Linked DNA regions of Homo sapiens: region 1 is linked to region 2. The links are chromatin contacts, found by Hi-C or POLR2A ChIA-PET in ENCODE. All regions are on one chromosome and are shown on one strand. The core of a region is the stretch at or near the end of the contact, and the rest is flanking DNA. Distances in the headings are between cores, read along the strand shown. Region 1 overlaps MAP4K3-DT (MAP4K3 divergent transcript). Region 2 overlaps MAP4K3 (mitogen-activated protein kinase kinase kinase kinase 3).

The links. A loop is a pair of places that touch in the nucleus more often than their neighbours do. ChIA-PET counts read pairs that join two places held with the same protein, here RNA polymerase II (POLR2A). Pooled maps may share reads with other maps.
Region 1: a loop to region 2 is called in a map with no recorded cell type, with 5 times the contacts of the local background. The contact joins two enhancer-like sites. A Hi-C loop is called at or near these places in 3 of 37 single-sample maps with no recorded cell type and 2 of 50 pooled maps. POLR2A ChIA-PET finds 5 or more read pairs at or near these places in 4 of 52 experiments (BJ, OCI-LY7, WTC11 and 1 more).

Annotation. Positions count from the first base shown.
Region 1 is chr2:39,467,505-39,472,934 of GRCh38, reverse strand. The region is part of intron 3 of MAP4K3-DT (MAP4K3 divergent transcript); the gene reads right to left. Among named protein-coding and RNA genes, the nearest start is that of MAP4K3-DT, 33 kb to the right of the region's middle. RefSeq lists a silencer at 2,026-2,075 and an enhancer at 2,928-3,428. Within about 2 kb of position 3,019, at least 15 of the 41 ENCODE cell types and tissues checked have a DNase peak (open chromatin) inside an H3K27ac peak, as active enhancers do.
Region 2 is chr2:39,262,776-39,268,364 of GRCh38, reverse strand. It overlaps MAP4K3 (mitogen-activated protein kinase kinase kinase kinase 3), which reads left to right. Exons shown (of 34, transcript NM_003618.4): 27 at 1,118-1,176; 28 at 3,059-3,162. Among named protein-coding and RNA genes, the nearest start is that of CDKL4, 22 kb to the right of the region's middle. Within about 2 kb of position 2,169, at least 3 of the 41 ENCODE cell types and tissues checked have a DNase peak (open chromatin) inside an H3K27ac peak, as active enhancers do.

The DNA of each region.
Region 1 (5,430 bases), core at 1,770-4,269, 200 kb before region 2:
AGGAACTACTTTGTAAAATTGGAAAGAAAGGAGGTACTATCCAATTCACTCTATGATTCTAGGGTAGCCCTAACACCCAAAACAAATGGCAGTAAAAATATTACATACCAAACTCACTTATAAACTGAATTGAAAAGATCCTATAGGCTGCTCTGTCTATGGAGTAACCATTCCATTTTATTTTATTTTTTATTTTTATTTTTATTTTTTTGAGACGCAGTCTCACTCTGTCACCAGGCTGGAGTGCAGTGGTGTGATCTCGGCTCACTGCAACCTGTGACTCCCTGGTTCAAGTGATTCTTCTGCCTCAGCCTCCCGAGTAGCTGGGATTACAGGCATGTGCCACCACACCCAGCTAATTTTTGCATTTTTAGTAGAGACAGAGTTTCACAATGTTGGCCAGGATGGTCTCGATCTCCTGACCTCGTGATCCGCCTGCTTCGGCCTCCCAAAGTGTTGGGAAGTGTTGGGATTACAGGTGTGAGCCACCACGCCCGGCTGGAGTAGCCATCCTTTTATTCCTTACTTTCTTAACAAACTGCTTTCACTTAAAAAAAAAAAAAAAGAAAGAAAGAAAGAAAGAAAAAAATAAAAGACCCTATATCTCTAATTAGAAACCTTAGGAAAAGATAAATTCTAAATAAAATCCTAGTCAATTAAATTCAAGAATGTATTTTAAAAAATAAAAATACCTCATAACCAAATAGAATTTACCCCAAGAATATAAGAATGTTTTGACATCAGAAAATATCTATATATTTGTTCATAATATTGCCTACATACAGAAAAACACACAAAAAAAACCCTCTATGGAATTTTTTAAAAAAGACATTCTACAAAAGTAAACATTCATTCATGAGTTAGTAAATTTTGTATATATTTTATTAGGATAAATTGTCCTCTGACCATTTCTTCATTCATTCATTCTTTGTTTCCTTCCTCCCATCTACCATTAAAAGCAAGGCTATAATAAGTATTTTCCTACAGTCTCTTTATGCACACATAAAATAACCTCTCTAGAGTGTATACTTAGAAGGAGCATTGCCTAGGGGAAGGATCTGCTCATCCTCAAGTATTTATAAATTGTAAAGGTTTGTACAAATTTACACTGCTACCAGCAGTGTATGGGAGCTTCCCCATATCAATGCCAACATTTTCAATACTTTTTACCCGAAATGAATGGGGATAAAATTTATTTATGAATTCTACCAATATTTATTGAGAACTTAGTATGTGTCAAGAACTGGAAAAGAGTAGTAGGTAATGAGGTGAAAAAGGTCATGGTGTGCAGAGGATGCATGTGGCACCGTTGTCATAACTTTGGCTTGAAGTGACATGAAAAGCTATTGGAGGATTTGATTCAGAGAAATGGCATGATTTGACTGTTTTGTAAGAATCACCCTGGCTGTTGTGTTGAGAACAGACTATAAGGAAGCGATGAAGGAAGCAGGGAGACTAGTTAAGAGGCTATTGCAGTAATTCAGACAAACAGATGATGGGGGGTTGGACCACCATAAAAATACTTCATTTAAAAATTTTGTATTTCCCAGAATTGCAGTGAGACCATGTTTATGACCATGGGTAGAAAAGGCCTCCTGAAACAATACAAAAAATACCAAAGTCATAAAGAAGAGGATTAATAAATTTTACTATATCAAAACTTTACATCTGTTCAACAAAATGAGATTCAAATCCAAAGGAGAGACTGGGTGAAAGTATTGTAATGTATGTAGCAAAGGACTTGCCTTTATATGTCCCCAGAAAAAAGACAAAATTGAAAAATGGGCAAAGAACATAAATAAGCAATTCACAAAGAAGGAACATGAATGGCAAACGAGCATCTGAAAAGATGCTCAGTCTTACTGGTTTTGGGGGGAAACAAAAAGAAGAGGATGCTATTTTTTATACATTGGATTGACAATAAATAAGAAAGACTGATGTGTTGGGAAGCATCTGGAAAAACAGACATTCTCTTACCGTATTCCTGGGAATATAAACTGGCCAACCTTTTTGGAGTACACATTGGCAGCAATCCTTCACACTTTGGATGCGCCTATCATTTGACCCAGCAATCTCACACCTTGGTATCCACTGTAGAGAGATACTTGCATATGTGCAAAAAGGAAGCAGGTACAAGGTTGTTTCACTATAGTACTATTTATAGTGGTAAAAACTGATAGCATAGCAACCTAAATGATCATCGAAAGACTGACACTTAGTGATGCATCTGACTTATGTGAGAGCATGCAGCAGTTGAAAAAAACTAAAATGTACTGACACAGAAAAATCTCTGAGAGATATGGCTAAACTTAAAAAAAAAAAAAAAAGCAAAGTTGAAGAACAATCCACTGTGTGATACCATTTCAGTCAAAACAAAACAAAGCAAAATTCCCTCACTGGCTCTCTCTCTGTCTGTGTATAGATATAGATAGATAGATAGATACATAGATAGATAGATAGATAGATAGATAGATAGATAGATAGATACATATACACACATATGTAGATGCAGATGTATGTACACAGATAGATCAATAAAGATATATAAATAACTAAAAAGATGAAAAGACACACTCCAACTTGAAATCAGTGTTTGCTCTAAGGAAGAACCTGAAATAGGGGTTGAAGGAGTAGGAGGAAGAAAAAGTTTTTATTCATCTTTCTTATGTGATTTTCTTAAAGATTCCTTGAAGCTTCACTATGTGTAGGAAAAGACCTTCCCCTTTCTAAGTTACTGTTCAGTGTCAGGCATCTGGGCCCCTGCACTGCATTCCAGACTAGCTGCATTTCTGGTGAAGCCAGTGATTCATCTGAGCATGCCCTGGGCCAGCCCCAGGTGCAGCTATTCTGTGCTTTATTCTAGGCTCAATATCCACCCAGACTGACCTTGGGCAAATCAGTTTCAGTTCCTTTCTCTTATCTAGCTCAGTTGTGGGGCAGTTACCTCACAATGGGATGAGAACGAGGATGCAAGCAAAGTATTCTATAAGCTGCCTCCTCAATCTTCTCAGTGCCTCTGGTAACCAGCCAAGCCAGTCTTGGCCGTGTGGAGGTGGACACTTCAGGGGAAATGCTTGCTGACTTTGTGCACTATTCGGGCAAAAGGGCAAGCTGGGGATACCATTGCTGGAAAATTTTTAGTGCAACCAAGTGTTCCCTACCCATCTGGCCAGCTAGATACGGTTTTTCTTGCACCCTTTTTCAGTAAATGTAGAGCAGATAAGACAGCCTTTTACCCCACAGATTAAGCCCTGGAGAGATCATCCATAAATTACAAATATAGATTGATTTGGGGTGGGGGTGGGGAGGGAAGGCAGGAGAGGACCTAAATGCCATAAACAAACTCCTAAGGAGAATGCCATGAATAAAAACTTCCTGTACCAGTCAGCAGCATCCTAATGAGAGGGAGTTCACATGTGTACAACAGCTGTGTAAATTATAAAGCTTAAAAGGTAGAACTAACCGCATCATACTACTTCCAAAACACTCGATTCCTTCCTTCTTTCTTCTTTTCTACTCCAAAATAACCTAAAACAATCCTATAACAATTACAAACTGGGGGAAAGGCAAACCATTCTGGGAAAGAAAAAAATAGCAGCTGCTCTAGATATCATTTTCAGATTTTGGCTAGGATTGTTTAAGTTATTTTTTATTTTCTTTTATTCTTGGCTGGCTTGACAGTCCTTCAGGATTTCAGCTGATTCCAAACACAGCTCAGTAAAGATCATTCCAGAGAAGTTTCATATTCCTAAGATTCCTTAAATTTCTCTTTCTTTTAACTTAGGAAATTAGGTTGAAAGAAGATGAAAAACAGCCCAGATTGCACCATTTCCTATGCAAGTTTCTTGCAAAGCAAGCTGTGTCCCCCTTTCCAACAAGAACAGAGAGACATAGTTCTGACTGGGAGGTGGGCGGTGGGTCCTCTGGAGCAGCAGCAGGACTATTTGTCTTTTGAAAATGCCCCAGCAGGCCCAAAGTCTGTCTGAAAACTTTTTGTAAAGGAGGAGGAGAAAAAAAAAATGAAATTCTAGTGAGCTAACCATCTAAAAAAGCCAGTGACTGCACTGTGGACTTCTTTCATGCAAGAAATATTTATTTTGCACCTAGGTGTGCCAGGCTCTGTTCTATATACTGAAGAGGGAGCAATAAAGACAACTAAGTGTCTGATTCCCTCAGAGTTTCTGTGCCTGGGGACTGTTACAGGAAAGCGGTCCTGATCCAGACCCCAAGAGAGGGTTCTTGGATCTTGCGCAAGAGAGAATTCAGGGCAAGTCCACAGTGCAGAGCAAAAGCAAATTTATTAAGAAAGTAGAGGAATAAAAGAATGGCTACTCCATGGACAGAGCAGCCCTGAGGGCCGCTGGTTGCCCATTTTTATGATATGCTAAACAAGGGGCGTATTATGCTAAACAAGGGATGAATTATTCATGCCTCCCCTTTTTAGACCATACAAGGTAACTTCCAGACATTGCCATGGCATTTGTAAACTGTCATGACGCTAGTGGGAGTGTAGTAGTAAGGACAACCAGAGGTCACTCTTGACGCCATTTTGGTTTTGGTGAGTTTTAGCCGGCTTCTTTACTGCAACTGTTTTATCAGAAAGGTCTTTATGACCTGTATCTTGTGCCGACCTTCTGTCTTATCCTGTGACTTAGAATGCCTTAACCGTCTGGGAATGCAGCCCAGTAGGTCTCAGCCTCATTTTACCCAGCTCCTATTCAAGATGGAGTTGCTCTGGTTCACACACCTCTCACAAAACCATGAAGACAATTCAAGGAAGCCCTTTCCCCTGTCTGCTCCCAGCTGGGTTTCAAGTCTCTTCCTTCTGTTGGTCCTTCTCTTACAACCCTGGTTTATTATACCCTTTACCCTTCCCTTATGTAATCACATGTCCCTTTGTAAACATCAAAGGAAAATAAGCAGGCCCAGGGAGCTGATGAAAATGAGAATGATGACTCATAGAAGGATGTTTTTCTATTTTTCACTTATACAAGCCTCTTCTGAAAAGAGCCTAGATGCCTTTTCTTTCTGAAACTAGTTTGTCTCCTCTATTGTAGTGAGTCCTCACTTTGGCTCTGATTATCAAAATCTACTCTCAACCATTCACTGCTACGTGCCTCCAGCTCACCTGGGCCCTCAGAGTAGTCAGGCAATCATTTCTTATTTCCCTAAGCAGCTTTTCTCCCCCCTTTCACCCTTCATTTAGGCTATTTTTAAAAATCTTCATACTCCCTAAAGTTCCATGCTCATATGCCACCCCAACGATCACATTCACCCACTATAGACAGTGTCCGTACTTCATAGACAAAATAGAAGCCATTGGAAAACTCCATTTCCAATCATGCCACCTAGAAGGTTCTCTGCATCTGCACGTATTTTTTTCCATCCTGCACAAAGAAAGGGTGTCCTCCCATTTAAGGTGAGTGCCTG
Region 2 (5,589 bases), core at 920-3,419:
TGGGCGACAGAGCGAGACCTTGTCCAAAAAATAAAATAAAATTTAATAATAAAAAGTATGTACAGAAATGGGTTTAATTTGAGGTTTTTACAATTTGATGCACCAACAACCTTTATTATATTACATTTTAAAAGACATTTGAGTGTATGTGTAGTTTTTAAATTGTAGTTTTTAAAAAAATTCAGAATTGATTTTTATCTATTAAATTCGAGTCAGATGTTTGCAAAACACCTATAGCACCTTTGCAGAACATCTGTATCCCACTTTTCCTGAGTAGAGAAACAAAGATTTCTAAAAAAGAAATTCTTCACAAATTTTTATAATAAGACAGCTTTTTACAGTACATGTAAATGTATTACATGTACTAAAAATAGCTCTCTCCAGTTTTTGGCTTTTCATTTTCTCAATGATATCTTTTGGTAAACCAAAGTTACTAATTCAGTAATTGACTGCCACCTGTAGTTTGAGGTGCTAAGGTTGAATCAGTGGGGGCAAAAAAGCCAATTAAAATGTAACAGCATTTTCCTGTATGATTTGTTGTTTTTGTATTTCTTAAATCCCAAGGTCATATATTTCTATAGACTTCTATAGTTTGTTTTCATATTTAAACCCTTAACCCATTTGGAACTGATTGGGGGCCATGAGAAGGGGATCCAATTTATTTAATTTTTTTTTTTTTTTTTTTGGAGACCGAGTTTTGCTCTTCTGTTGTTGCCCAGGCTGGAGTGCAATGGTGTGCTCTCGGCTCACCACATCCTCCACCTCCTGGGTTCAAGCGATTCTCCTGCCTCAGCCTCCTGAGTAGCTGGGATTACAGGCATACACCACCATGCCTGGCTAATTTTTTTGTATTTTTAGTAGAGACGGGGTTTTATTATGTTGGCCAGGCTGGTCTCGAAGTCTTGACCTTGTGATCCGCCCACCTCGGCCTCCCAAAGTGCTGGGATTACAGGCAACGTGCCATGGCACCCGGCCTTTTTATTCTAATTTTAATAGATGAGCTAGTATGTCAGCACCAGTTTTGAACTCATCCTTTGTGCACTGATCTATAACAGTAGCTTTTTCATATACTAAGTTTGCCTACATATATTACGTACTCACTTTTATTTACATTTAGGAAATTTTCTGTATCAGCAAAAATCCCTGAAACCAAATGGTGCCAGAAGTGTTGTGTTGGTAAGTAAACTGTCCAATAGCATATAGCTCTCTGAGACTCCTCCTAAAATCTGGCATAAAACAGTACTACCCCAGGGCATTCTGCCAGCAATACTTTATTTTTCCTGCTTAAGTAGAACAAATTTCTTGGCTGTTTCATCTCTGTGTAGACTAAGCCTAATACATAGTACCTTGCAAATAATTTATTTGCAAATAAATGTTTATTAGCAAATAAATTATTTGCTAAACAAATAATTTATTGCCTAGGTAAATGGAGAAAGTTGTATGACTTTTTTTTTTTTACCACATTTTATCACACCCTGTTTTCCAAGGGTCCTGTTACGTACCATTCACCATTCTGCTTAGCAATGGCTTGTGAGATGGCATTTATTCCTTCAGCATGTATTTTTATGTTCACCTTCCTCTCACCTAAATTCCTCCCCCACCCCAATAACAATTAGTTGTTCTATTTGCATGTAGCCAGAGCAAAAAATGATTTCTTTCCCTTAAGTTACTATTATTATAAAAGGGACGATAAACACATGAGTCATTATACCACAAGTATAGTGTGGAAAGGACTCTAAACATAGGCTCACTGAAGAAGGTGGCATTTGGGCCAGGCCTCAAAATAAGGCAGATTCAGATTTGAACTGAATAGATGGAGAGTCATTTCAAACAGAAGAAATGACATAACATGTGGAGGCAAAAAAAAAATCATAAAGGTTACATAATAAATGCTGACTATTCGCTTAGCTGGATACAGATGATAGAAAGGAGAGTGGCAGATGAGTGTGAGCCATTGGCCTTGTGTGAGCATGTACTTATTACTGTGCAACAAGTAAGGAAGGAAGTCTTGTGCTAGAGCAGTAGCAGTGCAAATAGCAGGGAAGGAGTATCTGGGTGTGAAGGGAAAAGATGTCAGAGATGACTGAGGCCTCAAACCCAAAAGACTGGCAGAAGGGCAAGTGTTAACAGGAAGCGAGAACAGCTGGTTTAGAGCAAAAGAGGATGACAAGGTTGGGTTTAGACATGGTGGTTGAGTCTCTGTTAGAACTGCAGCAAATTTACTTGACTCTACCTGAGGACAAAGGGGCAGGTTTTTAGGAAAAGTTAATTATAGGAAAGAATTTCCTATATAGACTTCTCTGTTTTCTTTGGCGGGACAGTTTTGCTGTTCTCCTCCTCTGCCATTTAAATATTTCAAATCTATTTGAAGTGTGTGAACTTTACTGCTGTTCCCCTTTTCACAGTTCAGTTTTTTTATCTTTATTCCAAATATATTTACTTCACATATATTTACTTTACTTCTTCTGGTTTATAACCAGAAGAAAATTTCAAAATCTGAGGTAATTCAATTTTATTATTTGTAAACCAGTATTTTAAGGTTCGATTAATATCTGTGATGTTTTCTAGTGACCATAAGAATTGAATCAAAAGGGGGAAGATAGACAAGTGTTTTATTTTCAGAAACAAAACATTATTGCCTCTGAACATTACCACCAAAAGCACCTTGTGAACCACCCGAATGTGTTGTATCTTAGGAGTCTGACAACTTCTTCCCAAATTTACTTTGACCCTTTTATCAGAATGTTGCCACCTCAGGTAATTTTCCTACCATCATAAGACGAAAAGTCCTTCCTCTTACCCCACAGCCTCATTATAACCAGCAGTTTCATTTGTGCATACAAATAAAAATCCTGCAAGTTAAGAGGGCATTTCCTGCTATTACCTGAAACAGTATTTTTTTCACCCAGCCCTCTAATTAAGAAACTGAACTGGCAACCAGCTTTTGATTTTGTTTTATGTTTAGTTTGTTTAGTTTTGTTTGTTTTTTTGAGCATGCAATTATTGTCATAATGACTTTGTTTTATAAGAGAACTCATTTATATTTTTGCTTTGACAGTAAGAAATCCTTACACGGGCCATAAATACCTATGTGGAGCACTTCAGACTAGCATTGTTCTATTAGAATGGGTTGAACCAATGCAGAAATTTATGTTAATTAAGGTAAGCATAAAAGTCAGACTATCTTATTCTTACTATAAAAGCTTGTCAACCTTACTGTTCTTTAAAGAAACATTTTTTTCAGTTAATTTTCAAGTTAATTTAGTGATTTTAGATAATGTGGCAGGGTTGTAAAAATCTGCCCAGTTGTAAGCAACTTAATTGGCCTAGTAAAAGTTTTATAAGAGACTAGAGAAATAATGCAAGGGTATGGCGGTGGGGAGCTGGAAATAGTGTCTCACATACAGAGCCTGATGGCAGAAACAGGAAGTACTAAAAGATCAGTGAAATATTTTGAATACACTCTCTGGTTGACCTCCATCACAGCTGAAAACAACATACAGGTTGCAGTTTGGCCTAGGAGAACTAGGGGTAACCATAATGACAGGGAAACAAGTTGTTTTTAGTTATATACCCACCCATTAATTTACCTAGGCCTTTCCACAGATTTTTTTTATAGAATCATTTAATTAATGAATAATTTTTAAAATATTTACTGTTACTCATCTGTAACTTACATTTAAGGAAAAACTAACTTTTAAAATGTGTGAAGTACAGGCTCAGTTAATTACATCAAGGAAATACCAAATGAATTTTAAAAGTCATTTTCCATGCTATTATATATGGACTGAGTGGTCTTATTTCATGTGCATTTGATCTCAGTAGAAATTAGAGTCGGAATATAGCTGGAGTGGGGTTCTTCCTAAATTTTATAGTATTAAGATGTTTAAAGTATTGACTCCCTGTTGTTTAAAATCCTGTAAGTGACTAAGAAATCTAGTTTTCGTTTTCATATCAGTTTTACCCTCGAGATTCACTAGGGCTAAACAGATGAAAATATAGTTTCAAGAATTTGAAACCTATTGAAGTATTAATTTCACAGGTAAATGCACTGAAACAAAAATTATTTAAACTGAAAGCTCAGGGGAAAATAGCCTTATAAGTTGTCTAAAGCAGAACTACTGAATACAGCCCATTTATGGCAAACATTGTTTTGTTCTCAGCTCCTCTTTATTCTTGTTTATTTGACAAAAGAATGCTCTATCCAAGATGGAATGGTAAAGTCTACACAGTTTGATTTTTCATCAACCTCTTCCTTTCCTATCTTTTTCCTTTCTTTCTTCAGGCTATTTTAAATATGTCCCTCCTATTATTTTCATTCCTAACCTCTATCAAAATGAAAATGTTTCATCATATCAGTTATTCTTGTATACTGATATACTGATTAACCTGGTATGAATGAATTTTATGTGTTATCTAATATGGTAAACCATTTATGCTAATATATAATGAAAGATGCTTTTCTCTGTTAGAGGAATTGTCCATGTCAAGAGCATGCAGGAGGGAATATATACTTTGAAGACATAGGACGCTTAAAAATTACCCATCCATGGCTTCTCTTTTCCGGGTAGATGGTACCAGGGTGCTTGGCCTGGCTCTAATGAGGCCTCTTACCAGCATTCTGAGATAGTGAACCTGTAGTACAATACTACTTGCAGGTCTCCCTCAAGATTTTAATCACTCTTCTCCCTTTTCTTAAACTCTCTGAGCTATAATGTTTGCCTGCCTTCCTTAATCTTAACCTAGCTTTCCTTTCCGTGTCTCTCTGCGTCAAGACTTCTATATGGGCCGGGCGCGGTGGCTCACGCTTGTAATCCCAGCACTTTGGGAGGCCGAGGCGGGCGGATCACGAGGTCAGGAGATCGAGACCATCCTGGCTAACACGGTGAAACCCCGTCTCTACTAAAAATACAAAAAAAAAAAAAATAGCCGGGCGTGATGGTGGGCGCCTGTAGTCCCAGCTACTCGGGAGGCTGAGGCAGGAGAATGGCCTGAACCCGGGAGGCGGAGCTTGCAGTGAGCCGAGATTGCGCCACTGCACTCCCGCCTGGGCCACAGAGCGAGACTCCGTCTCAAAAAAAAAAAAAAAAAACTTCTATATGTATATTTTGTCTCCATATTTAACATTATTTCTATCAGTATTTATGATGTTTCTATACTATAACCCTTAATCAGATGTATTCAAAAACATTGTTACGCTTTCTATATTCTTGTTTCCTCCTAATGACATTTCTGACAGTTTTTGCATCATTAGACTGCTTTTATTTTTTTTTGAGATGGAGTCTGGTTCTGTTGGCCAGGCTGGAGTGCAGTGGCATGATCTCAGCTCACTGCACCCTCAGCCTCCCAGGATCAAGCAGTTCTCTGCCTCAGCCTCCCGAGTAGCTGGGATTACAGACACCCAGCTAATTTTTGTATTTTTAGTAGAGATGGGGTTTCACCATCTTGGCTAGGCTGGTCTCGAACTCCTGACCTCAGGTGATCCACCCGCGTCATACTCCCAAAGTGCTGGGATTACAGGTTTGAGCCACCGCACCCAGCCTGGACTGCATTTTCATTATAAATAAAAGTTAAAAATTAAAGATCTCT